Linked DNA regions of Homo sapiens: region 1 is linked to region 2. A link is an interaction called in ENCODE POLR2A ChIA-PET data of the cell type or tissue named here. Cell type or tissue: MCF 10A. All regions are shown on one strand. Links, peaks and the distances in the headings refer to the core of each region. The heading gives the core; the rest is flanking DNA.

Evidence for each region. ChIA-PET counts read pairs that join two places held together with the same protein. Peaks named below come from ENCODE experiments on the same cell type or tissue, not always from the same donor. Only the 100,000 strongest peaks of a DNase experiment are listed, where the experiment ranks them.
Region 1: POLR2A ChIA-PET joins it to region 2 with 5 read pairs; 12 of 35 experiments call an interaction of 5 or more read pairs at or near these places.

Annotation. Positions count from the first base shown.
Region 1 is chr7:43,691,142-43,697,166 of GRCh38, reverse strand. All of the region lies in intron 1 of COA1 (cytochrome c oxidase assembly factor 1), which reads left to right. Among named protein-coding and RNA genes, the nearest start is that of COA1, 35 kb to the left of the region's middle. In MCF 10A, for the core only: no CTCF peak of the experiment used is centred there; a DNase peak (open chromatin) is centred at 2,596.
Region 2 is chr7:43,597,824-43,603,848 of GRCh38, reverse strand. All of the region lies in intron 2 of STK17A (serine/threonine kinase 17a), which reads right to left. Among named protein-coding and RNA genes, the nearest start is that of STK17A, 18 kb to the right of the region's middle. In MCF 10A, for the core only: no CTCF peak of the experiment used is centred there; no DNase peak of the experiment used is centred there.

The DNA.
Region 1 (6,025 bases), core at 639-4,638, 93 kb before region 2:
TTTGCCAGGCTTTTCTTTTTTTTATTTGTTTTTTGTTTTTTGTTTTTTGAGATGGAGTCTCTGTCGCCAGGCTGGAGTGCAGTGGCATGATCTCGATTCACTGCAGCCTCTGTCTCCTGGGTTCAAGCGATTCTCCTGCCTCAGCCTCCCGAGTAGCTGGGACTACAGGCGTGTGTCACCATGCCGAGTTAATTTTTTGTATTTTTAGTAGATATGGGGTTTCACCATTTTGGCCAGGATGGTCTTGATCTCTTGACCTTGTGATCCGCCTGCCTTGGCTTCCCAAAGTGCTGGGATTACAGGTATGAGCCACTGTGCCCAGCCAGGCTTTTCTTTTTTGTAAAGAAAGAAAACAAAATGGATACAGTTGAAGCACCCTGTGTAATCTTCCCTGATTCTCTTTTTCTGTCTTCCTTCCTGCTCAGAAATAACCACTGTCTATATATATACATATATATACACACACATATGTATATATCAACATTTTTATTTTTATTTTATTATATATGGATGTAGCCTACACACACACCATCATACCTTACATATCATTCTGCAGTTTGCTTTTTATTAGTTCAGCCTTGTGATTTTGAACTACAGTCATGTTGATATTTGTAGTTTGGTCATTCATTTTAGGTGCTGTGTAGTATTCCATTGTATGCTTCTATTATAGTTTATACATTTCCTGATGATAGTCAAGTTTCTGGTTAATTTGCTTTTATAGACAATGGCAGTGAATATCTGATATGGTTTGGTTCTGTGTCCCTACCCAAATCTCACCTTGAATTATAATATTCCGCATATGTCAATGGCGGGGCCAGGTGGAGATAATTGAATCATTGGGGGCGGTTCCCCCCATACTGTTCTCGTGATAGTGTGAATTCTCACAAGATCTGATGGTTTTATAAGCATCTGGCATTTCCCCTGCTGGTTCATTTTCTCTTTGCCTCTTTACCGTTCATTTCAATTAGAAGAAACTGGCGATTGTTATTTATGAAGTTTGGAAAGAAATTTTAATCAAGTAAGTTTCTGGCCGGGTGCGGTGGCTCATACCTTAATCCCAGCACTCTGGGAAGCCAAGGCAGGCTTCCATGTGAGATGTGACTTGCTCTTCCTTGTCTTCCGCCGTGATTGTGAGGCCTCCCCAGTCCTGTGGAACTGTATGTCGATTAAACCTCTTTCTTTTGTAAATTTGCCCATTCCTCGGGTATGTCTTTATCAGCAGTGTGAAAATGGACTAATACAATATTCTTGCACAAGTTTCCTTTCGTATTTGTAAGGGAGTTGCTGTAGGCCCTGGGGTCTAGGATATATATGCAGAACTGCAATTGCTAGGCTGAAGGGTATATGCATTTTCAGTTTTACTAGTATTGCCAAATTGTTCTGTAAAGTATTTGGATTAATTTACATTCCCAGCAGTGGTATATAAAACTGTGTTCCAGATGTTGGTCACTCTTGGTTTTACCAGACTTAAATTTTTGGCATATGATTGGTATGTAATGACTTTTCATATTTCTCTAATTTGTATTTGCCGTAGTATTAATGAGTGTAAGCACTATTCATTCATTCATTCAACACATGAATTGAGGACTGCTCAGTGACAGGCCAAGTCCCATTTGCATACATTCTAGTGAAGGGAAATGGAAAATGAGTAGATGTGAAAATGCATAGTATCTTAGATGGTAATAAATGCTGTGGATAGAGAGAGAGAGAAGAGAGCATGTGCCATGTGGATAACTGGAGGAAGAAGATTCCTGGCAGAGAGAATACCAAATAAGACCCTCATGTCTGACATGCTCATAGAACTGCAAGGAGATCAGTGTGACTGGATTAGAGGGAGTAAGGAGGTAAAAAGAAGGAGATGAGGGGAGACAATAGAGAGGCCATAGTAAAGACTTCGTCTTTTACCTTGAATGTGATTCCATCTGAAATTTGAGGGTTTTGAGCAGAGGAAACAGTCTTATTTAGGCTTTAAAAGGATCACACTAGTTGCTCTGTTGAGAGGGGACTGTAAGGGAGGAAGCAGGAGGTTTGTCAGGACGCTGCTGTTATGATCCAGGGAAGAGATGATGGTAACTTAGTCTAAGAGTGTGGACAATGAAGGTGGCGAAAAGTGGTCAGTCTAGATCTAGATATATTTTGAAAGTAGAATCAACAAAATAAGCTGGGAAGTGTGAGAGAAAAAGTACAAAGTTTTTGGCCTGGCAGATAGAAGGCTGGAGTTGCCATTCATTGAAAGGGATCTGTGGCAGAAGCAGGTTTGAGGAAGAGGGAGAAGCCTGGAGTTTAATCTTGAACAACCAAGTTCCAGGTGCCTGCTCAGCATTCAGGTTGAGATGTGGACTACGCAGGTGATAACATGAGCCTGGAATACAAAGAGGCCTCAGAGGAATAAATGTCAGTATAGAGGAGTGGCTTAAAGCCATGAGATGGGATGAATGAGTGAGTGTAGAGAGAGAAGAGAAAGTCCAGAGTGAGCCCTGGGCTATTCCAGTGTTTAGAGTTGGGAGGATAAGGCTTACCAATAACAGAGATGGAAAAGAATTGCTCAATAAGGAGGAGAACCAAGAGTGAGTGGTGTGTCTTGGAAACCTAGTATAGATGCTGTTTCAAAGAAAGGACTGCTCAGCTGTATGGAATGCTCTAATAGATTGAGTAAAATGAGCGCTGAGAATTGACCTTTGGTTTTAACAATACGGAGGACATTAAAGACTTTCACAGGAGTTGTTTTGGTGGAGTGGTGAGGAGCTAAAAGTTAAGTTGGTGTGTTTTCAAGAGAAAATGGGAAAACAGGAATTGGAGATGGCAAAAATAGACATTATTTTTGAAGAGTTTCTTTCCAAAGAGGAGTAGAGAAATGGGACCATTGCTGAAGGAAGATATGGGATTAAGAGTGCTTTTTTTTTTTTTTAAAGATGGGAGCTATTATAGTGTTTTTGATGCTGATGTGACTAATATAGAGAGGGGGAAATTGATGATTCATGAGATGGGAGAATTGCTGGAATGTGGCTGAGGAGATGAAAGGAACTGGGATCTAGTGTGCAGTGGCGGGGTTGGTCTTAGGAGCACAGAGCATGCATCCATAGAGGCAAAGGGAAAGAGTACTTTGGCAGGTGAACTGGTAGATCCTTGTTGCTGTGGTTTTCTTAGTGAATTAGGAAGCAAGATCATCTGCTGAGCCTGAGGAAAGCAGAGGAGCTGTAGAGGTAAGAAGAGGAAAAGTTGTGACCTAGTCAACCAGGAGACTAAAATGGTGTGTGATTACAAGGCTGTACCAAGGTCCACTTGGAGTCAGCTGTCATAAGTGTATAGCAAGGTCAGTCAGTAGAGTTATGTTTATTTTTTTCCTCCAGCCAAATTCACTTGTTCGGATTAGGTAGAGAGTAGGATTTATCCAGGATTGGGGTTCCTGGTGATAATGATAGGGTAAGATGAGGTACGATAGTTGAGGGTATATTCGAAGGAGGGAAACTTTGAGTCTTAACGGTGGATCTAGACTCTAAGCTGGGTGAAGGATGGTGAAAAGATGGTAGGATCAGTGGATTATGGAACTTTAAAAATTATGGACTTTAAAAATGTTGGAGTGATGATATTTGAGGAGGGGAATTGAAAAGATAAGGGATGGCAGGAGAGTGGGATGCTAGAAATTGAGATTGTGGAGGGTGTCAGCTATTGGTAATGACAAGTTCTGGGGTATGATTGTGGGAATGAACCGCCGAGGTCAAGTGGAGTACTGGATTATGGGAGGAGAGGATGAGGTCAAGGATGATCTCTACAGATATTAAAATCAGTATGCATTTGACAAGAACAATGTTGGAGAGAGTGTCATAGCCAGGAGCTAAAATCTTTAAGGATTAAGGTTGGGGGTATCCTAATCCTGCCACAAGGTGGATTAGGGATGGGTGCAGTGATGATATAAGACTTGAAGCTGGGATCTTAGGGAGGTAGATGAGATAGTGATTTGGAAATGGCAGTGAGAAACGAGAACACCTGCCCTGTCTCCAGGCCTGCTGGGAAGAGGGATGTAAGAGAGAAGACAGCTGTGGCTGAATAAGGCTGCAGTGGAGAGCCAGGTTTCAGTTGGAAGTGGCTCTCAGCCCTGGTTGTACATTAAAATTGCAGGGGAGGGCTTGTAAACGTACCATTTCCCAGTCCTAGCCCCTGGACATTCTGACTCAGTCTGAGGTGGAGCTTGGACATAGATAATTTATTTTTAAAAAACTCCCAGGTGATTATAATATGCCATTACATTTAAGTCAGGGTTGTATCCCAAGCAGGAACCTTCAGAAAAGAGGTTGAGTAGTTGGGAATGATGGACATGCATTTCTGAGGATATAGGGAAAGGGGTTTGGGAGGGGTGGGGCATCTTTACAAAGTTTATTGGTCCTTTGGATCTTTGGATTTCCTATCTTGTGAATTGCCTAGTCATACTCATGACTCTTTTTTCTGTTGGTAAATGTTTGATTTGTTGTTTATTTTGGTTTGAGCTTTTTATTGAAGTATTACATGAATACTGAAAAATACACATCTGTACATCATGAAATGAGAACATTTCTAATAGCCAGAAGTTGCACTTGTGCCCCTTTCTGTCCACTGTCCTTTCTGCTGGGGAAGGTGGTTTTTTTTTTGTTGTTGTTGTTGTTTTGTTTTTTAAGACAGGGTCTTGCTGTGTTGCCTAGGCTGTAGTGCAGTGACGAGATCATGGCTTGCTGTAGCCTTGACCTCCTGGGCTCAATCGATCTTCCCAGCTCAGCCTCCCAAGTAGCTGAGACCACAGGCGCTGCCATCGTGCCCGGCTAAGATTTGTATTTTTTGTAGATACATGGCTTCACCATGTTGCGTAGGCTGGTCTTGAACTCCTGGTCTTAAGTGATCTGCCTGCCTCGGCCTCTTAGAGTGTTGGGATTACAGGCATGAGCCACTGCGCCTGGCCCAGGAAAGTTTGATTTTTAAAAGGAACTTTTATTAACTTGGTGATTATAAATTTCTCTCAGGATCAAATGTGGGACAGAGGCTAGCAGGCCCATCACAGAGGATCAGATGGTTGGATAATTCCCAGGCTGTGAGATATGGGGGTTATCTCTCTCTGGGTCTTTGTGTGAACCATACTAAGCTGGGGGCCACAGCTGAGGGGAGCTTGAACCAAGTTACAGGGTAACTTCCAGGTCCACTGCTGAGACTGATGTTGGTATGCAGATGAGCCTTTGCTGAGGCACAAGTGGGTGCGATTCCTCCTGGACACCTGGGCAGATGATTTTGGTTGCAGGCTCTGGGCCAAACGGCTGTAGCCAAACCCTTTGGGAATGGGGCTGTTTCTGAGTTTGAACCCGGGAGCACAGTCAGCAGGTCTGCTACCTGAGTGCTGACCTACACTTTCAGAATAGCCTTCCTAGGTCTTGGGCTCTACCTTGGTTTCATAACTGCCTACCTGAATCCTGAGGTTCTCACAGAGAGACTTTTTTCTGTGGATGGATGCAGAATTCTTGTCAGAGGATAGAGCAGGTGTCCTCTTATTCTGCCATCTTGCTGAGGTCTAGTGTAATTTTTTATGTGACTGGGAGGCTTAAATTCACCCAGAGTTTGTCTCCTCAGCAGACTATATGTTAGAGCTACTAGAAGGGTAGAATTCATGATTCTGACTTTCTGCATTTGTTTACTTCTGGACAGGAAAATGTTATATTGATGATAATTTCTTTCTTTCTTTCTTTCTTTCTTTCTTTCTTTCTTTCTTTCTTTCTTTCTTTCTTTTTCTTTCTTCCTTCCTTCCTTCCTTCCTTCCTTCCTTCCTTCCTCCCTCCCTCCCTCCCTCCCTCCCTCCCTCCCTCCCTCTCTCTCTTTCTCTTTCTTTCTTTCTTTCTTTCTTTCTTTCTTTCTTTCTTTCTTTCTTTCTTTCTTTCTTTCTTTTCTTTCTTTCTTTTTTTGAGTCAAGGTCTTGCTTTGTCACCCAGGCTGGAATGCAGTGGCATGATTATCGCTCACTGCAGCCCCAAACTCCTGGCCTCAGGGAGCAATCCTTCCACTGCAGCCT
Region 2 (6,025 bases), core at 735-4,734:
ATAATTTTATACAATGTTTTAAATAATTTTGTGCATGAAACAAAGTTTGTGTACACTGAACCATCAGAAAGTGAAGGTGTCACTCTCCGCCACCACGTGGAATCACAGCAAGTTTACACTTACACATACCTGCTGCATTAGCACAGCCCCCAGCATAGTTATTCTATCCTTAGCATCCTTAATTCCTATAAAGGTGATCTTATCAGCTGTGGTCAGCATCTTTCTGGGATAATATATAAGGTCAGATGTGGAATTTTCTACTGTGGCATCAGGTTAGCGCTCAAAGTTTCAAACTTTGGGACATTTCATTTCCAGGTTAAGAATGTTCAACCTCCATATCTATTTCCTTTGCTAGACTTTTAGCACCTGGAGATAAGGGGCTATGTTTTTTCACTTTTTATATGATCAGTACCTATTAGTATCTAGTGCACATAGCAGGTGCTTCAGGAATGATTAATTGATGCAGTGATCATAACTTGCCTGTTTCCATAACAACAATCTATTGATGCGGCTGAGAATTTTGGTATCTCAGTATCCAGAGTATATCTCTAAGACTTCCTCTTCAAACTAAAAGTAGAACATAAAAATTTTTGGCCAATTCATACTGATTTTGGTCTAAAAAAAACCTGATCATCAAAGAAACAGAAGCCACCAAACGTTTCTAAGCAAGAGAATAATATCACCAAATCTGTATTTTTATTATTTATCTAACAGTAGCAGGAGGGATTTCCCAGGATTGAAACCAGGGTGACCAGCTGAGAAGCTACTGGAGAGGTTTAAGCGGAAGACTTGGTAATTCATTATACTGTATAGGAGTGTTAAAGAGGAAAAAGGAATTAAGGATAACTTCGAGGTTTCTAGCTTGAGCAATGAAACAGATGGGGATACTAAACAAAAGAAAAACAGGCCTTAATAGGGCAATGCAGGAGTACTGATATTGACTGCTATTGACTGCACTGATACTGATATATTGACCAATAATGATCTGCAGTTGGACACAGGAATACGCAACAGGCAGCTGGAGCTTAAGAAAGGGGCAGAGGTTGGAAACAAAAATTTGGAAATAATCTGCATGTAAATGATAGCTGAAGCCACAAAAATAGATTGTTATCCAGGGTAAATGTATAAAACATAAATGTATGACATAAGTAACGCTGATGGAACTGGGGGGAACACTTACATTTATATAGTAGAAAAGGATAAACGGCTCTGAGAGGAGGAGGAGATTTTAAAAAAATAGGGCTGTGAAAGCCAAGGAAGAACATGATTTCAAGAAAGAAGGGATAATATCAAGTGTTCAAAGAGAGCAAGAACTGGCATGAATACTAAAATGAGGAGACTAATTTTGGCACACAGGACTGGTGACCTCATCAAAGTATTAGAAGAGCAGATGGCATTAGATTAAAAAGTGAATGGGGTATTGGCCCATGAACAGATGAGTGAATCAATGAAGTAGAACAAAACTGGAAGGTGAGGAATGCTATAAATCCAGACTATTCTTTTAACAAGTATAGCAGTAAGGAAAAGAGAAAGGCAAGACATAAGAGTCAAAGCTGAGGAAGGAATTTTAGCATAGAAGAGACTGAAATATTAGAAAACAAAGGGAAAAGAACCACCACGGGAGGAGGGACTGAAACTCTAGAAGAGGTTACATAACTTAGGAAAAAACAAAACACAGGTCCTAGAAAAGAAAGGATGAGAATTAAAGAACTTAAATAAGGGTTTCAGTCTTGGAAATAATTAGCTGAATCTCTTCCATTGAACAGCAGGGAAGGGCATGAGAGCAACAAAGACAGATATTAGAGGAAGAGAGGAGGGATGCTTGGGGAGTGTGTGTCTGATGGCCTTGATTTCTCCATATGGGGGAGAAAAGGCTAGGTATCTCATGAATGGTAGGAAGTAGGTGACACAGTAAAGATATTGATTAGCTCAGGGGGTGGGGGTGTTAAAAGGACATAAGAGATTAGGTACAGACTTGCCAAGCTATACCATGAGCCTAGCTGAAGATGGAACTCTTACACTTGTACTAAGTAGATGAAAAACGATCCAAGTCCTTCCAAGAATGTGTGGCAGCACAGGAGGAGGGACACACAGCATGCATTCTGGGTTTCAAATGGGCAAATGAGTTGCAGAGGATGACCAAGAGGAAGAGGGAAATAATGTGAGGTGCTGGTAAGAGAGGAATTGAATTAACTACTAAAGAGGAGAAGGAAAGAAAAGGGAAGAAAAAAGTCAGAAGCCGGGTGAAGACTGGAAGAACTGAAATGGGTCCCAGGATGAAAGGCTGAAGAGCAGGTTTTGCAAGAATGAGGAGATTTTGGAGACAGAAATTTCAGGTGGTCTTTTCTGGATCAATTTCCAATTCTACCTTAATCCTATCTGTAATAAACAGAAAAAAACAAATCCTTGGTAAGCAGCGGGCTCCCATATGAGATTCCTAAACTTATTTTTTAAAAAAACTTTTAACCGTTCTGCCATTTTTGGATATTCCTACTATCATAAATTAGAAATGCACTGTGACAAATACTTTTGTGCTTCTCATGTTCGTATTATTTCTTTAGAAGGGATTCCTACAAGTGAAATTATTGAATTAAAATATAAGAACACCATGTTTTTGAATTACATTCTCAAGAGTAACATGCTTAATATTTTAGCCATCCAGACTTCACCCGCTATAAACTTTTAAATAAAAACAACATAATGCCATACACATTATTTTGTAACATGCTTTTTTAAACTTAATATTTTAAATCTTTGACAATATATTTATAGTTACCTTAGCTTTTTAATGACTGCCCAGTAATCCACTTTGTGACATCACTTATTTAACCAACCTTTTTTCTAACAAACATTTAGATTATTTCTACCTTTTTGCTACATGGAGAATGCCATAAGGAACATTTTGGTAACATATCTTTGCAAAACTGCCTAATATTTCCTTGTGAAAAAAATTAATAAAAGTAAAATTAGGCCATGCATGGTGGCTCATGCTTATAAGCCCAGCATTTTGGGAGGCTGAGGCAGGAGGATTGCTTGAGGCCAGGAGTTTGAGACAAGCCTGGTCAACATAGTGAGACCCCATTATGTACCATCAAAAAATTTTTTCTAAAAGTAAAAGTGCTGGGTTAAAATGTATTTTTTTAAGGCTTTTGATACATACTTCAGACTGTCCTCCAGAAAAGTTATACTAAAATGGCTCAATCAATGAATATCGCTTTTGTTTATAATCACTGCCAGTTTGATAGGTGGAAATTCACAACTTATTTTAAAATTTACATTATAAAAATAAAAATATTTTCATCTGTATATAGGCAATTTACATTCATGTATGTCTGTGAAAATTTCTCTTCATATCACTTGTTCATTTTTTTTAAACCAGAGCTGATCATAATACTGAAAGACACAATCACAGATGCCATGATCCAGAATGTAAAAATCCCAAAAGATCAAAATCCCAAAAGATAAAAAATCCTTAAAGTCTAAAATCCCCAAATCACAATCTTGAACAATTAAAATCTCGACTGTTGAAATCCTGAAAACTGAATTCTAGGGAGGGGATTTCCACTGTGTTTTCAGTTGTATGCAGGCTAGGTGCATCATGGTAGGTGCATCTGTTACTGTCTTTATTTGGAAATTAAGTACAGTTTAAAGGAGATGCATTATGGGTGCCAAACTGACAAGGGGTGGATTTATGGTCTTAATTTCAGTTGTTGGCTTGACTGGATTAAAGAATACCTAGAAATTTGGGAAAGTATTATTTTGGGCGTGTCCGTGAGGGTGTTTCCAGAGATTAGTGTGGGAGTCCGAGTGGACTAGGTAGGAAAGAGATGCCTTCAGTGTTGGCAGGCACCATGTAATTGGAGAGAAGAAATATAGAAGGCAAGCTGGTCTCTCTCTCAGAGCTGGGACCAATTTTTCTCTTGCTGCTGTGGACATCAGAACTCCAGCCTTTAAATGCCAGGACTTACACCTGACCACCCCTGCTCCCTACACTCCCACTCCCTGGGGTTCTGAGGCTTTTGGCCTGGATTTAAAGTTAATGATTGGTTTCCCTGGTTCTGAGGCCTTTGCACTTGGACTGAGCCATGTTACCAGCATCCCAGGGTGTCCAGCTTGCAGGCCTATTGTGGAACTTCTCAGTCACCATAAGCACATAAGCCAGTTTCCTAATAAGTCCTTTCTCATATTTATACACATATCCTATTGGTTCTGTCTCTCTGGAGAAGCCTGACTAATAAAGATTTGGTACTGGGGAGGCCCAATATGATTCCTTCTCACTGTATTCCTTACAATACAATGGAAGAGACCTATGAAATTGTTCCTTCAAAAAAGGATGTGATTAAGTTAAGCATACAAGGCTACCTAATGGTTTAAAAGCTAATTATTATTGGTGCTTTGAAAGCAGAAAATAATTGAATTGCAATGGCTGAGCAATAACCAGGCTTTCAGGTGGACAACATATACTTACAAAATTTGTAGATCACAACCACTGTCCAAATACAAGTGCAGCAGGTGTTTCAAAGGTTATAGAAGTGAAAATGCAGGTGAAAAATCTAAGAACTCTTTCCTGCCAAATTATTCAATCATGTACAACTTCTGCCCCTTCACATATTGCACCAATTCACTATGCTATGCATTTCATCTTCGCATTATTTTCAATACTGGAAGTATGAATTGGGTGAAAATTTGAGGAGAGTTCTAATTCATTTTATGAATATTTTGCAAATTTGACTCCATCAAAATATATTATCACAATGTTGATTTTGTGTATGTAAAAACATTGAGGCCAGGCCTGGTGGCTGATGCCTGTAATCCCAGCACTTTGGGAGGCCAAGGCAGGTGGATCACCTGAGGTCAAGAGTTCGAAACCAGCCTGGCCAACATGGTGACACCCTGTCTCTACTAAAATTACAAAAAAATTAGCCAGGCGTGGTGGTGTGCACCTGTAATCCCAGCTACTGAGGAGGCTGACACAGGAGAATTGCTTGAACTGGGAGGCAGAGGTTGCGGTGAGCCGAGATCATGCCACTGCACTCCAGCCTGGGTCACAGAGGAAGACTCCGTCTCAAAAAAAAAAAACCAAAAACCAAAAAAGAACAACAAAAACATTTAAACTTTCTTAATAAATGAAGAGATGTCCTTTTTGTACATCTGCATTTGTGAAAAAAAATTTCTTGAGCTCTTGGCTCTTTGGGCAACTGCATATATGGTGATGACTCACTGAGGTTTTCGATCAATTTTGTCAAAAGACTTAGGTTGTTTGTCGTAGTATTTCAGAGGACCACAGTTATCAATGGAGGTGTACAGAATTATCAACTATGGGGATATACATTTATATATTTCACTTTTTGACCTATTTCCTTTTTTTTTTTTTTTTTTGAGACGGAGTCTTGCTGTGTCACCCAGGCTGGAGTGCAGTGGCACGATCTGTGCTCACTGCAAGCTCCACCTCCCAGGTTCACGCCATTCTCCTGCGTCAGCCTCCTGAGTAGCTGGGACTATAGGCGCCTGCTACCATGTCCAGCTAATTTTTTGTATATTTAGTAGAGACGAGGTTTCACTGTATTAGCCAGGATAGTCTCGATCTCCTGACCTCGTGATCCACCTGCCTCGGCCTCCCATAGTGCTGGGATTACAGGTGTGAGCCACCGTGCCTGGCCGACCATTTCTTTTATAAATATGGTTTATCTGCTCATAACCGTTACATTTGTGTGACTGTCGGTATATCTGAGTGTTATGTTTGTAAAAACATGTATGTTATTACTCTCTGTTTTAGCATGTAAATAAAGTGGCCTATGAAATGTCATGTATTAAAATTTTATTTTTAATTGACATAATAATTGGACAATTTATGGTATATAGTTATTTTTATGTTTCCTAAATAAATCCCCTTTTAAAATGTAAATAAATTTTTTTTGTTTTTTGAGACAGAGTCTCACTCTGTCACCCAGGCTGGAGTGCAGTGGCACTATCTCGGCTCACTGTAGCCTTGACCTCAGGTGATCCTACCACTTCAGCCTCCCAA